Linked DNA regions of Homo sapiens: region 1 is linked to region 2. Evidence: read pairs that join two places in POLR2A ChIA-PET (ENCODE). Cell type or tissue: PC-9. All regions are shown on one strand. Each heading gives the region's core, and the rest is flanking DNA. Links, peaks and the distances in the headings are about the cores only.

Region 1 (10,928 bases), core at 1,062-3,561, 160 kb before region 2:
TCGATTTTACAGTTTTCTTTGGGGGGGAATACCTGTATTTTTCTTGGACTTACCATTTATGACATGTTTTGAATAGTGAGGGGGAAAATTATGTATACAACTATTTGTTTAAAAACAAGAGCACTGTTTGCCTAGGATGGCAAATTTGGGAAGTCTACAAACATGACAATTTCTTTTTTTTTTAATTTTTAATATTTTTGTGGAGACAGAGTCTTGCTGTGTTGCCCAGGCTGGTCTCGAACTCCTGGTCTCAAGTGATCCTCCTTCCCCAGCCTCCTAAAGTGCTAGGATCACAAGCATGTGTTACCACGCCCAGCCACAAATATGACAGTTTAATAGCTTTATCTCCCAGTAGTGCAATTAACAGATTAATAGCGGCCTTTTTTTCCCCTATATAACCCTCTTAAAATTTTTTTACAATGAACATTTATTCAAAGTAGTAAATGTTGGCAAGAATTTAGAAGAACTGGAACTCTCATACAATCCTGGTAGGAATATAAAATGGTATAAACAATTTGGGGCTGGATGTGGTGGCTCACACCTGTAATCTGAGCACTTTGGGAGGTCAAGGCGGGCAGATCACTTGAGATCAGGAGTTTGAGACCAGCCTGGCCAACATGGTGAAACCCTGTCTCTACTAAAAATACAAAAATTAGCTAGGCATGGTGGCAGGCATCTGTAACCCCAACTACTCAGGAGGCTGAGGCAGGAGAATTGCTTGAACCTGGGAGGCAGAGGTTGCAATGAGCCGAGATTGCACCACTGCACTCCAGCCTGGGCAACAGAGCAAGACTTCATCTCAAAAAGAAAAAAGAAAAAGGAAAACACTTCGACAGCTCTTTATAAAGTTAAACATACACTGGCCATAATATCCAGCCACTCCACCCAAGGTATTTGCCCAAGAGAAAATGAAAGCATATGTCTATACAAAGACTTGGACATTAATGTTTAATGTTTATAGCAGTTTTATTTGTGATAGCTGAAAACTAGAAACGATCCAACATACATCAACAGGTAAATGAATAAACCCATTGGAGTATATATCCATACAATGAAATACTATCATCAACAAACAAGGAATAAACTGTTGATACATGTAACATGGATGAAATAATCATGGTAAATAAAAGAAGTCAGACAGAAAAGAACATATACTATATGATTCTGTTTATATAAAACTCCAGAAAAGGCAAACTATAATCTATATGACAGAAAGTAGATGAGTGGTTTCTAGAGGGAAAGGAGATCATCTAAACATGAGGAAACTTTAGGGTTGATGGATATGTTAATTATCTAGAGTTCGATGATGATTTCAGTTATATTTTAGAACTTATTGTATACTTTAAGTGTAATATATTGTATGTCGATTATAAATATTTAAAAGGACATAGCTAGGGGAGGTGGAGCAAGATGGCTGAATAGACGCCTCCACTAATCCTGCTCCCTGCAGGAACACCAAATTGAATAATGATCCACACAAAAAAAAGCACCTTCATAAGAACCAAAAATCAGGTGAGTGATCACAGTACCTGGTTTTAACTTCGTATCACTGAAAGAGTAACTGAAGAGGGTAAGACAGTCTTGAATTGCTAAATGCTATCTCTCCCCCATTCGCCGGCAGCGGCCACCTGGCATGGAGAGAGAATGTGTGCTTCTGGGAGAGGAAGAGTGCAGTGATTTTCAGACTTTGCATTGGAACTCAGTGCTGCCCAGTCATAGCACAAAGCAACACTGGGAAGAACTCACCCAGGTCCCATGGAGGGATCATTTAGACCAGCCCTAGCTAGAGGCAAATCACCCATCCCAGCAGTGGGAACCTGAGTTCCAGTAAGCCTCCCCACCATGGGCTGAAGTGCTCTGAGGTTCTACATAAACTTGAAAGGCAGTCTAGGCCACAAGGATGGCAATTCCTGGGTAAGTCCTGGTGCTGTGCTGGGCTCAGAGCCAGTGAATGTGGGGGGCACACAACCTAGTGAGACACTAGCTGGGATGGCCAAGGGATTGCTTGCACCACCCCTCTCCCAACCCCAGGCAGGGCAGCTCAAAGCTCAGAGAGAGACTTCTTTCCTCTGCTTGAGAAGAGGAGAGGGAAGAACAAAGATGAGTTTGTCTTGCATTGGATACCAGCTCAGCTGCAGTAGGATAGGGCACCAGGCAAAGTCCTGAGGCCCACATTCCAGGCCATAGCTCCAAGCTGACATTTCTAGCCACACCCTGGGCCAGAAGGGAACCTGCTGCCTTGAAGGGAAGGACCAGTCCTGGCAGGATTCCTCACCAGCTGACTAAAGAGCCCTTTGGCCCTGAATAATCAGAAGTAGCCAGGTAGTACTCATCATGGGCTTTGGGTGAGACTCAGAGACGTGCAGGCTTAAGGTGTGACCCAGCACATTACAGCTGTGGTGGCTATGGGGAGAAATTCCTTCTGCTTGAGAAAAGAAGTGGAAAGAGTAAAGGGGACTTGGCCACTGTGGGGTTAGAATACCAAGTGGCCTCTTAAGGTCCCTGATTCCAGGCTTTGGCTCTTAGATAGCATTCCTGGACCTGCTCTGGGCCAGAGGGGAGCCTGCTTCCCTGAAGGGTGAGTCCCAGGCTGGGCAGCGTTCACCACAAGCTTACTGCAGAGCCCTTGGGCCTTGAGTATACATCAGCAGTAGCCAGACAGTACCCACCACAGGCCTGGGGTGGAAGTGGCCATGGCAAGAGACTCCTCAGCTTGTGGAAAGGGGAGGGAAAAGTGGGAAGGACTTTGTCTTGTGGCTTGGGTGCCAGTTCAGCCTCAGTGCAATAGAGTACCAGGTAGATTCCTAAGGTTTCTGACTAGGCCCCAGTTCCTGGAAGGCATCTCTGGATTCACCCCAGGCTGGGGGAAACTTGCCACCCTAAAGAGAGGGACATAAGCTTGGCTGGCTTTGCCACCTGCTGATTTTAGAGCCATAGGGCCTTGAGTGAACATAGGTAGTAGCCAGGCGGTGGTTACCATAGGCCTTGGGCAAGACCCAGTACTATGCTGGCTTCACGTCTGACCCTGCACAGTCCCAGTGGTGGTCACAGGGGTGTTTGTGTCACTTCTCCCCCAACTCCAGGCAGCTGATCACAGAAAGACAGACTTTGCCTGGGGGAAAATAAGGGAAGACAATAAGAGTCTCTGCCTGGTAATCCAGAGAATTCTTCCAGATCTTATCCAAGACCACCATGGCAGTGCCTCTATGAGTAATCAGTGTTAAGTTGTCAGCAGTTTAAAATAATGAGTGATAAAATATTATCTGCAAACCTCATGGTAACCTCAAATCAAAAAAGATACAACAGACTGTGAAAGAGCCACAGCATTTCTGTGCTTGGTGTGCCCTCTAATGCAGATACAGCTGCAGTGACCAAAAACTTAGATCACAACACCCAAGTTCCTTTGAATTCCTGGAAAGCCTTCCCAAGAAGGACAGATACAAACAGCCCAGACTGCAAAGACTATAATAAATATTTAACTCAGACACTGATGAACATCCACAAGCATCAGGACCAGCCAGGAAAACATGACCTCATCAAATGAATAAGGCACCAGAGGCCAATCCCAGAGAAACAGAGATATGTGACCTTTGAAACAGAATTCAAAATAGCTGTTTTGGTCAGGCACGGTGGCTCACACCTGTAATCCCAACATTCTGGGAGGCCAAGGTGGGTAGATCACTTGAGCTCAGGAGTTCAAGACCAGCTTGGCCAACATGGTGAAACCCTATCTCTACTAAAAATACAAAAATAGCTGGGCGTGGTGGCATATGCTTGTAATCCCAGCTACTCAGGAGGCTGAGGCAGGAGAATTGCTTAAACTTGGGAGGCGGAGATTCAGTGAGCCAAGATCATACCACTGTACTCCAGCCTGGGCAACTGAGCAAGACTCTGTCTAAAAAAAAACAATGTTTTGAGGAAACTCAAAGAAATTAAAGCTAACACAGAGAAGGAATTCAGAATCCTATCATATAACTTTAACAAAGAGATTAAAATAACTAAAAAGAATCAAGCAAAAATTATGGAGTTGAAAAATGATACTGACATACATAAGGGTGCATCAGACTCTCTTATCAGTAGAACTGATCAAGTGGAAGAAAGAATTAGTGAGCTTGAAGACAGGCAATTTGAAAATATAATCAGAAGAGACAAAAGAAAAAAGAATAAAAAAGAATGAAGCATGCCTACAAGATCTAGAAAATAGCCTCAAAACGGCAAATTTAAGAGTTACTGGCTGCAGCCAGGTGCAGTGGCTCACTCCTGTAATCCCAGCACTTTGGGAGGCCAAGGTGGGCAGATCATGAGGTCAGGAGTTCGAGAGCAGCCTCGCCAACATCGTGAAACCCCGTCTCAACTAAAATACAAAAATTAGCTGGACGTGGCAGCAGGCGCCTTTAATCCCGGCTACTCTGGAGGCTGAGGCAGGAGAATTGCTTGAACCTGGGAAGTGGAGGCTGTAGTGAACCAAGATCACAGCACTGCACTCCAGCCTGGACAACAAAGTGAGACTCTGTCTCAAAAAGAAAAAAAAAAGAGTTATTGGCCTTAAAGAGGAGGTAGAGAGAGAGATGGGGTAGAAAGTTTATTCAAAGTGATAGTAACAAAGACCTTCCCAAACCTAGGGAAAGATATCAATATTCAAGTATATGAAGGTTATAGAACACCAAACAAATTCAACCCAAAGAAGATGACCTCAAAACATTTAATAAACAAACTCCCAAGGTCAAGAATACAGAAAGGATCCTAAAAGCAGCAACAGAAAATAAACAAATAACATACCATGGAGCTCTGATATGTCTGGCAGCAGACTTTCCAGTGGAAATATCCTTGAAATATGAAGGAGAAATAAATATCCTTGAAAATATGAAGGAGAAATAAAGACTTTCCTAGACAAACAAAAGTTGAGGGATTTCATCAACACCAGACCTGTCCTACAAGAAATGCTGAAGGGAGTTCTTTAATCAGAAAGAAAAGGACATTAATGAGCAATGAAAAATAATTTGAAGGTGTAAAACTCACTGGTAATTGGAAGTACACAGAAAAAAAACAGAATATTGTAACACTGTAATCATGGTATGTAAACTACTCATATCTTGAGTGGAAAGACCAAAAGCTGAACCAGTCAAAACTAATAACTATAACAACTTTTCAAGACATAGACAGTACAATATGACACAAACACAAACAACAAAGAATTAAAAAGCAGGAGGACAAAGTTAAAATGTAGAGTTTTTATTAATTTTTTCTTTGCTTCTTTATTTATGTAATCAGTGGTAAGTTTTCATTGGTTTAAAATAATGGGTTATGTTGTGAATATGCCAAAAATAATAAAATAAATAATGGGTTATAAAATATTAAATACAAGCCTTATGGTAACCTGAAATAAAAAAGCATACAACAGGGGCCAGGAGTGGTGGCTCCCACTTGTAATCCTAGCACTTTGGGAGGCCAAAGCAGGCCTTTGGCTTGAGCTCAGGAGTTTGAAACCAGCCTGGAAAACACGGTGGTGAAAGTGCTGTCTCTACAAAAGTGCTTGTCTCTACCAAAAAAAAAAAAAAAAAATTAGCCAGACATAGTGGCACTCACCTGTGGTCCCAACTACTTGGGAGGCTGAGATGGGCAGATCACTTGAGCCTGAAAGGCAGAGGTTGCAGTGAGCCAAGATCGCACCACTGCACTCCAGCCTGGGTGACAAAGCGAGATCCCCATCTCAAAAAAAGTCCCCAAAACAACATACAACAGATACACAAAAAATAAAAAGCAAGAAATTTTTAAATACTACCAGAGAAAATCACCTTCACAGAAAGGAAGACAGGAACAAAAGAAGGAAGGAACAGAGGACCACAAAACAACTAGAAAACAAATAACAAAATGGCAAGAGTAAGTCCTTACTTATCAATAATAACATTGAATCTAAATGGACTAAACTCTCCATTCAAAAGACATAGAGTGGCTGAATGGATTTAAAAAAAAAAAAAAAAAAAAAAAAAAAAAGCAAGACCCGGTGATTTGTTGCCTACAAGGAGCACACTTCACCCATAAAGACACACATAGACTAAAACAAAGGGATAGAAAAATATATTCCATTCCAATGGAAACCAAAAAGGATCATGAATAGCTATGCTTACATCAGACAAAATAGATTTCAAGACAAAAACTATAAAAAGAGACAAAGAAGGTCATTATATAATGAAAAGAGGTTAATTCGGCCAGAGTATATAACAATTGTAAAAATATATGCATTCCAACTGGAGCACCCAGCTATATAAAGTAAATATTATTAGAGCTAAAGAGAGAGATAGACCCCAATACAATAATAGCTGGAGACTTCAACACCCCACTTTCAGCATTGGACAGATCATCCAGACTGAAAATCAACAAAGAAACATCAGACTTAATCTGCACTATAGATCAAATGGCTCTAATAGATTTTTTCTTTTTTGAGATGCAGTCTTGCTCTGTTGCCCAGGCTGGAGTGCAGTGGTGTGATCTCAGCTTACTGCAAGCTCCACCTCCCAGGTTCACACCATTCTCCTGCCTCAGCCTCCTGAGTAGCTGGGACTACGGGTGCTCACCACCATGCCCAGCTAATTTTTTTGTATTTTTAGTACAGATGGGGTTTCTCCACGTTAGTCAGGATGGTCTTGATCTCCTGACCTTGTGATCCACCTGCCTTGGCCTCCCAAAGTGCTGGAGTTACAGGCATGAGCCACCGTGCCTGGCCAGATCTAATAGATATTTACAGAACATTTTATCCAATGGCTACAGAATACCCATTCTTCTCCTCAGCACATGGATCATTCTCAAGGATAGACCATATGTTAGACCACAAAATAAGTCTTAAAAAATTGGAATTATATCAAATATCTTCTCTGACCACAATGGAAAAAAACTAGAAATCAATAACAAGAGGAATGTTTGAAACCATACAAATATATGGAAATTAAAATATGCTCCTAAGTGACTGTGGGTCAACAAAGAAATTAAGAAGGAAATTTTTTAAATTCTGGAAACAAATGATAATGGAAACACAATATACCAAAACCTATGGGATACAGAGAAGGCAGTAATAAGAAGAAAGTTTATAGCCATAAGCACCTACATTAAAAAAGAAAAACAGAAAAACTTCAAATAAACAACATAATGATGCATTTCAAAGAACTAGAAAAGCAAGAGCAAGCCAAACCCAAAATTATTAGAAGGAAAGAAATAATAAAGATGAGAGCAAAAATAAATGAAATTGAAATGAAGGAAACAATAGAAAAGATCAACAAAAAGAAAAGTTGTTTTTTTAAAGACAAAAATCAACAATTCCTTAGCCAGACTCGCTAAGAAAAAAAGGAGAGAAGACTCATATAAATAAAATCAGAGATGAAAAAGGAAACATTACAACCAATATCAAAGAAATTCAAACGATCATTAGAGGCTACTATGAGCAACTACATGCCAATAAATTGGAAAACCTAGAAGAAATGGATACATTCCTAGACACATACAACCTGCCAAGATCGAACCTTGAAGAAATCCAAAACCAGAACAGACCAATAACAAGTAACAAATGAAAGCCCAGGACTCTATGTCTTCACTGCTAAATGTTACTAAACATATGAAGAAGAACTAATACCAACTGATATAGTTTCAATATTTGTCCCTACCCAAATCTCATGTTGAATTGTAATCCCTAGTATTGGAGGTGGGGCCTGGTGATAGGTGTTTGGATCATGGGGGCAGATCCCTCATGGCTTGGTGCTGTCCTCACAATAGTGAGTGCATTCTTGAGAGATCTGGTTGTTGGTAAAATGTGACACCTCCCCCCACCACCTCTTGCTCCAAATCTTACCATGTGAAGTGCCTGGCACCCTTCTGCGATGAGTAAAAGCTCCCTGAGGTCTCCCCAGTAGCTGAGCAGATGCCAGCACTATGTTTGTACAGCCTACAGAACCATAAGCCAATTAAAACTCTTTTCTTTGTAAATTTCCCAGACTCAGGTATTTCTCTTTTTTTTTTTTTTTTTTTTTTGAGACAGGGTCTCACTCTGTCACCCAGGCTGGAGGGCAGTGGTGCAATAATCTCAGCTCACTGCAACCTCCACCCCCTGGGTTCAAGCAATTCTCATGCCTCAGCTTCCTGAGTAGCTGAAAGAACAGGCATGTACCACCACACCCAGCTAATTTTCATATTTTTAGTAGAGATAGGGTTTCACCATGTTAGCCAGGCTGGTCTCAAACTCCTGGCCTCAAGTGATCTGCCTTCCTCAGCCTCCCAAACTGCTGGGATTACAGGCATGAGCCACCATGCCCAGCCTCAGTTATTTCTTTATAGCAATGCAAGAAAGACCCAAAACACCAACCCTACTCAAACTATTCTGAAAAATAGAGGAGGAGGGAGTATTTTCAAACTCATCTACGTGGCCAGTATTACCTTGATGCCAAAACTAGACAGACACATAAAAAAAAAAAAACTACAGGCAAATATCCCTGATGCAAAAATCCTCAGCAACATACTAGCACACTGAATTCAACAACACATTAAAGTGATTATTCATCTCATCTGCAATATCTTTCCAATGGAAAAAAAAAATCATTCATCATGACCAAGTGGGATTTATCCCAGAGATGCAAGGATGGTTGAACATACACAAATCAATCAATGTGATATATCATATCAACAGAATGAAGGGCAAAAACCATATGATCATTTCAACTGATGCTGAAAAAACAGTTGATAAAATTCAACATCCCTTCATGATAAAACCCCCCCCAAAAACTGGACATAGAAGGAACATACCTCAACACAGTAAAAGCTATATGACAAACCCACAGCTAGTATCATAGTGAATTAGGGGAAAACCTAAAGCCTTTTCTCAAAGATCTGGAACATGACAAAGATGCCCACTTCCACCACTATTATTCAAAACAGTACTGGAAGTCCTAGCTAGAGTAATCAGACAAGAGAAAGAAATAAAGAGCATCCAAACTGGAAAGGAAGAAGTCAAATTATCCTTATTTGCAGATGATATGATCTTATATTTGAAAAAAACCTAAGGACTCCACCAAAAAACTATTAGAACTGATAAACAAATTCAGTAAAGTTGGAGGATACAAAGTCAACATACAGGCCAGGCATGGTGGCTCACAGCTGTAATCCCAGCACTTTGGGAGGCCAAAGTGGGCTGATCACTTGAGGTCAGGAGTTCAAGACCAGTGTGGCCAATATGGTGAAACCCCATCTCTGCTAAAAATACAAAAATTAGCGAGGTGTGGTGGCACATACCTGTAGTCTCAGCTACTAGGGAGGCTGAGGCAGGAGAATCACTTGAACCCAGGAGGTGGAGGCTGCAGTGAACCAAGATGGCACCACTGCACTCCAGCCTAGGTGACAAAGTGAGGCTCCATCTCAAAAAACAAAAAGAAAGAAAATAAAAAGAAAATCAACGTACAGTCATTTATTTTACAAATAATATTAAATTTAAATACCTAATATTAAATACCTTCTTAACCAAGAAGTAAAAGATCTCTACGATGATAACTATAAAACACTGATGAAAGAAATTGAAGAGGACACAAAAAAATGGAAAGATATTCCATGTTCATGGATTGGGAGACTCAATATGTTAAAATATCTATACTACCTAAAGCAATCTACAGATTCAATGTAAACCCTATCAAAATACCAATTACATTCTTCACAGAAATGGAAAAAAAATCCTAAAATTTATATGGAACCACAAAAGGCCCAGAACAGCCAAAACTATCTTGAGCAAAAAGAACAAAACTGAAGAATCACATTACCTGACTTCAAATTATACTACAAAGCTGCAGTAACCAAAAGAGCATGATACTGGCATAAAAACAGACACATAAACCAATGAAACAGAATAGAGAACCCAGAAACAAATCCATACATCTACAGTAAACTTATTTTCAACAAAGTTGTCAAAAACCTACATTGGAGAAAGGACACTCTCTTCAATAAATGGTGCTGGGAAAACTGGATATCCATATGCAGAAGAATGAAACTAGACCACTATCTCTCACCATATACAAAAATCAAATAAAAATGGAATAAAGACTTAAATCTGGCTGGGCATGGTGGCTCACACCTGTAATCCTGGCACTTTGGGAGGCCAAGGTGGGTGGATCTCTTGACCAGGAGTTTGAGACCAGCCTGGCCAACATGGTAAAACCCTGTCTCTACTAAAAATACAAAAAATTAGCTGGGCATGTTGATGCACACCTGTAATCCCAGCTACTCAAGAGACTGCGGCATGGGAATCACTTTAAGCTAGGAGGTGGAGGTTGTAGTGAGCTGAGACCACTGCACTCTAGCCTGGGTGACACAGTGAGACCCTGTCTCATAAAGAAAATAAAAAGACTTAAATCTAAGACCTCAAGCTATGAAACTGCTAAAAGAAAACATTGTGGAAACTCTCCAGGACATTAGACTGGGCAAAAATTTCTTGAGTAATACCCTTAAAGGCTTCTGCACAGCAAAAGAAACAATCAACAAAGAGAAGAGATAGCCTACAGAATGGGAGGAAATATTTACAAACAAATCCATCTCACAAGTATTAATAATAAAAATATAAAATGAGCTCAAACAACTCTATAGGAAAAAAATCTACTAATCCAATTTTAAAAATGGGCAAAAGATCTGAATAGGCATTTCTCAAAAGAAGACATACAAATGGCAAACGGGTATCTGAGAAGGTGCTCACCATCATTGATCATCAGACAAATGCAAATCAAAACTACAATGAGATATCAGCTCACCCTCATTAAAATGGCTTTTATCCAAAGGACAGACAATAATGAATGCTGGTGAGGATGTGAAGAAAAGGGGAACCTTCATACACTGTTGGTGGGAATGGAAATTAGTATAGCCACTAGGGAGAACAGCTTGGAGGTTCCTCAAAAAACTAAAAATAC
Region 2 (2,500 bases), core at 1-2,500:
AATATGCCACAATATGACACCAAGCTTCTGGTTTCATAACACGACAGATCACAAATTTGTATCAGTCTAGGAATATAAACTAACCAAGCCTTGGTTCTTAATAAAAATCTCTAAGTCCAGTAAAGAAATTAAAAATTCAACATCCTGATTAAGGCTGTCATACAGTCTGCAAGCATAATTAAAGGAACTTTGTATTAAAAAGTAAGTGTATTTTTATATTCATCTTACTTCAGCAATTTAACCCACAGCTCGCAGTTTTAACAGATTGAAAGCAAACCAGCTAGTCATTATTTGAGTAACTGTGATACTAGAGTTAGAAATTAGAGATCAAACGTTTGTATTTCGCCGTTAGTTTGCTAAGTGCTATACATCACAGTACAAAAGGAACCAAAGAGCTAAAAATAAAAGTGAATTACTAGGCATTTTTTGTTGTTTAAATCTTCACAGAACACAGGAAGGCTGGATCTGTGAGTGATAGGGGGCAGTGTTTCAGATAGGAGGACCATTTGCTTACTTCCAGAAGATGCATATTTAAAACCCTTCTGAGAAACAGGTGTAGTAACAAGGTTAATTCTCACAACAGTCCTGTAAGAAGGTAGTGTTATTCCCCCATTTTAAAGAAAAGGAAACCCAGGCCCAGACATAGCCAACCCACAATCTCAGTGAAAAACTAAGGGACCTGCTCTGAATGGACCAAAGTTCTTTAAAGTGTCATAGGTATAAAGTTACAGTTAGAAGAATAAGTTCTGGTGTTCTATTACACAGTACGGTGATTATAGCTAATAACAATGTTATATATTTCAAGATAGTTCCATAAGAAAATTTTGAATGTTAACACCACAAAGAAATGATAAATGTTTAAAGTGATGAAATGGTAATTACAATGTATACATGCATTGAAACATCACAATATACCCCATAAATATGTACATTATTTGCCAATTATAAAAACTAATTTTAAAAAAGTTTTAAATAACTAAACATTTGACTGACCTTTTTATTGAAAATAAAATGATTTACTTTTTTAAAAAGCATGTTTTAAACACTTGCTTACAAAGTTCACGGTTTAGTAGAGTTCAATTCACTGTAATAAAGCAGCTTACAACACATCTTTAGAGTAACATGCTGAGATACATCCTTTAAATGTATACATGTAAACAGCTTCATTTAAGGCTTTAAACACAATGTTAAGGAAGGTCTTTAAAAAGCATGTTTTAAACACTTGCTTACAAAATTCACAGTCTGGTAAACAATTTAATTCGCTGGAATAAAGCAATTCCAATGCAATTCCAATGCAAAATAATAAAAATAAAAATAGTATTATAGTAAATATGACTTCTTCCCTGAGTCCTGAAGTATAAAATAACTAACTGGGAACTAAGTCCCTCTCCTGGGAACTCTGGGAATCTCATAAAGAGAAGGATTATTACACATATTAAGATATGCCCAGCTAGAGGTATACTGGTTACCAAACTTCTCACCTTAAATTGCCTGTAGTGGTTCTCTACTGATCTTTTTTTTTTTTTTGAGATGGAGTCTCACTGTGTCGCCAGGCTGGAGTGCAGTGGCGCAATCTCAGCTCACTGCAACCTCCGCCTCCTAGGTTCAAGCAATTTTCCTGCCTCAGCCTCCTGAGTAGTTGGGACTACAGGTATGCACCACCATGCCTAGCTAATTTTTGTGTTTTTAGTAGAGACCGGGTTTCACCATGTTGGCCAGGATAATCTTGATCTCTTGACCTCGTGATCCACCCACCTCAGCCTCCCAAAGTGCTGGGATTACAGGCGTGCCTGGCCCCTCCCACCTTTTTTTTTTTTTTTTTTTTTAAATGGAGTTTTGCTCTTATTGCCCAGGCTGGAGTGCAATGGCACGATCTCAGCTCACCGCAACCTCTGCCTCCTGGGTTCAAGCGATTCTCCTGCCTCAGCCTCCCAAGTGGCTGGGATTACAGGCATGTGCTACCACGAACTGGCTAATTTTGTATTTTTAGTAGAGATGGGTTTCTCCATGTTGGTCAGGCTGGTCCTGAACTCCCGACCTCAGGTGATCCACCCACCTCAGCCTCCCAAAGTGTTGGGATTACAGGTGTGAGCCACCACGCCTGGCCAGTTTTCTACTAATTTAAGAAACTGGGCCAGATGAGTTGGCTCACGCCTGTAATCCCAACACTTTGGAAGGCCAAGGTGGGTGGAATACCTGAGTTCAGGAGTTCAAGACCAGCCTGGCCAACATGGCAAACCCCTGTTTCTACTAAAAATACAAAAAAAATTAGCAGGGCGTGGTGGTGTGCACCTGTGGTCCCAGCTACTCGGGAGGCTGATGCCCAAGAATCACTTTGAACCCGGGAGGCAGAGGTTGCAGTGAGCCGAGATCACGCCACTGCACTCCAGCCTGGGTGATAGAGAAGGCCTCCGTCTAAAAAAAAAAAAAAGAAAAGAAAAGAAAAGAAAAAAGAAAAAAACTGGTCTGCAAGCCTCTGGTAGTAAGAGGTCAAGAAGGA

The links. ChIA-PET counts read pairs that join two places held together with the same protein. Peaks named below come from ENCODE experiments on the same cell type or tissue, not always from the same donor. Only the 100,000 strongest peaks of a DNase experiment are listed, where the experiment ranks them.
Region 1: POLR2A ChIA-PET joins it to region 2 with 18 read pairs; 13 of 35 experiments call an interaction of 5 or more read pairs at or near these places.

Annotation. Positions count from the first base shown.
Region 1 is chr15:44,698,790-44,709,717 of GRCh38, reverse strand. All of the region lies in intron 3 of PATL2 (PAT1 homolog 2), which reads left to right. Among named protein-coding and RNA genes, the nearest start is that of PATL2, 7.1 kb to the left of the region's middle. In PC-9, for the core only: no CTCF peak of the experiment used is centred there; a DNase peak (open chromatin) is centred at 2,277; H3K27ac peaks cover 1,355 bases.
Region 2 is chr15:44,544,030-44,546,529 of GRCh38, reverse strand. All of the region lies in intron 2 of EIF3J (eukaryotic translation initiation factor 3 subunit J), which reads right to left. Among named protein-coding and RNA genes, the nearest start is that of EIF3J, 8.1 kb to the right of the region's middle. In PC-9, for the core only: CTCF peaks have their summits at 273 and 475; no DNase peak of the experiment used is centred there; H3K27ac peaks cover 525 bases.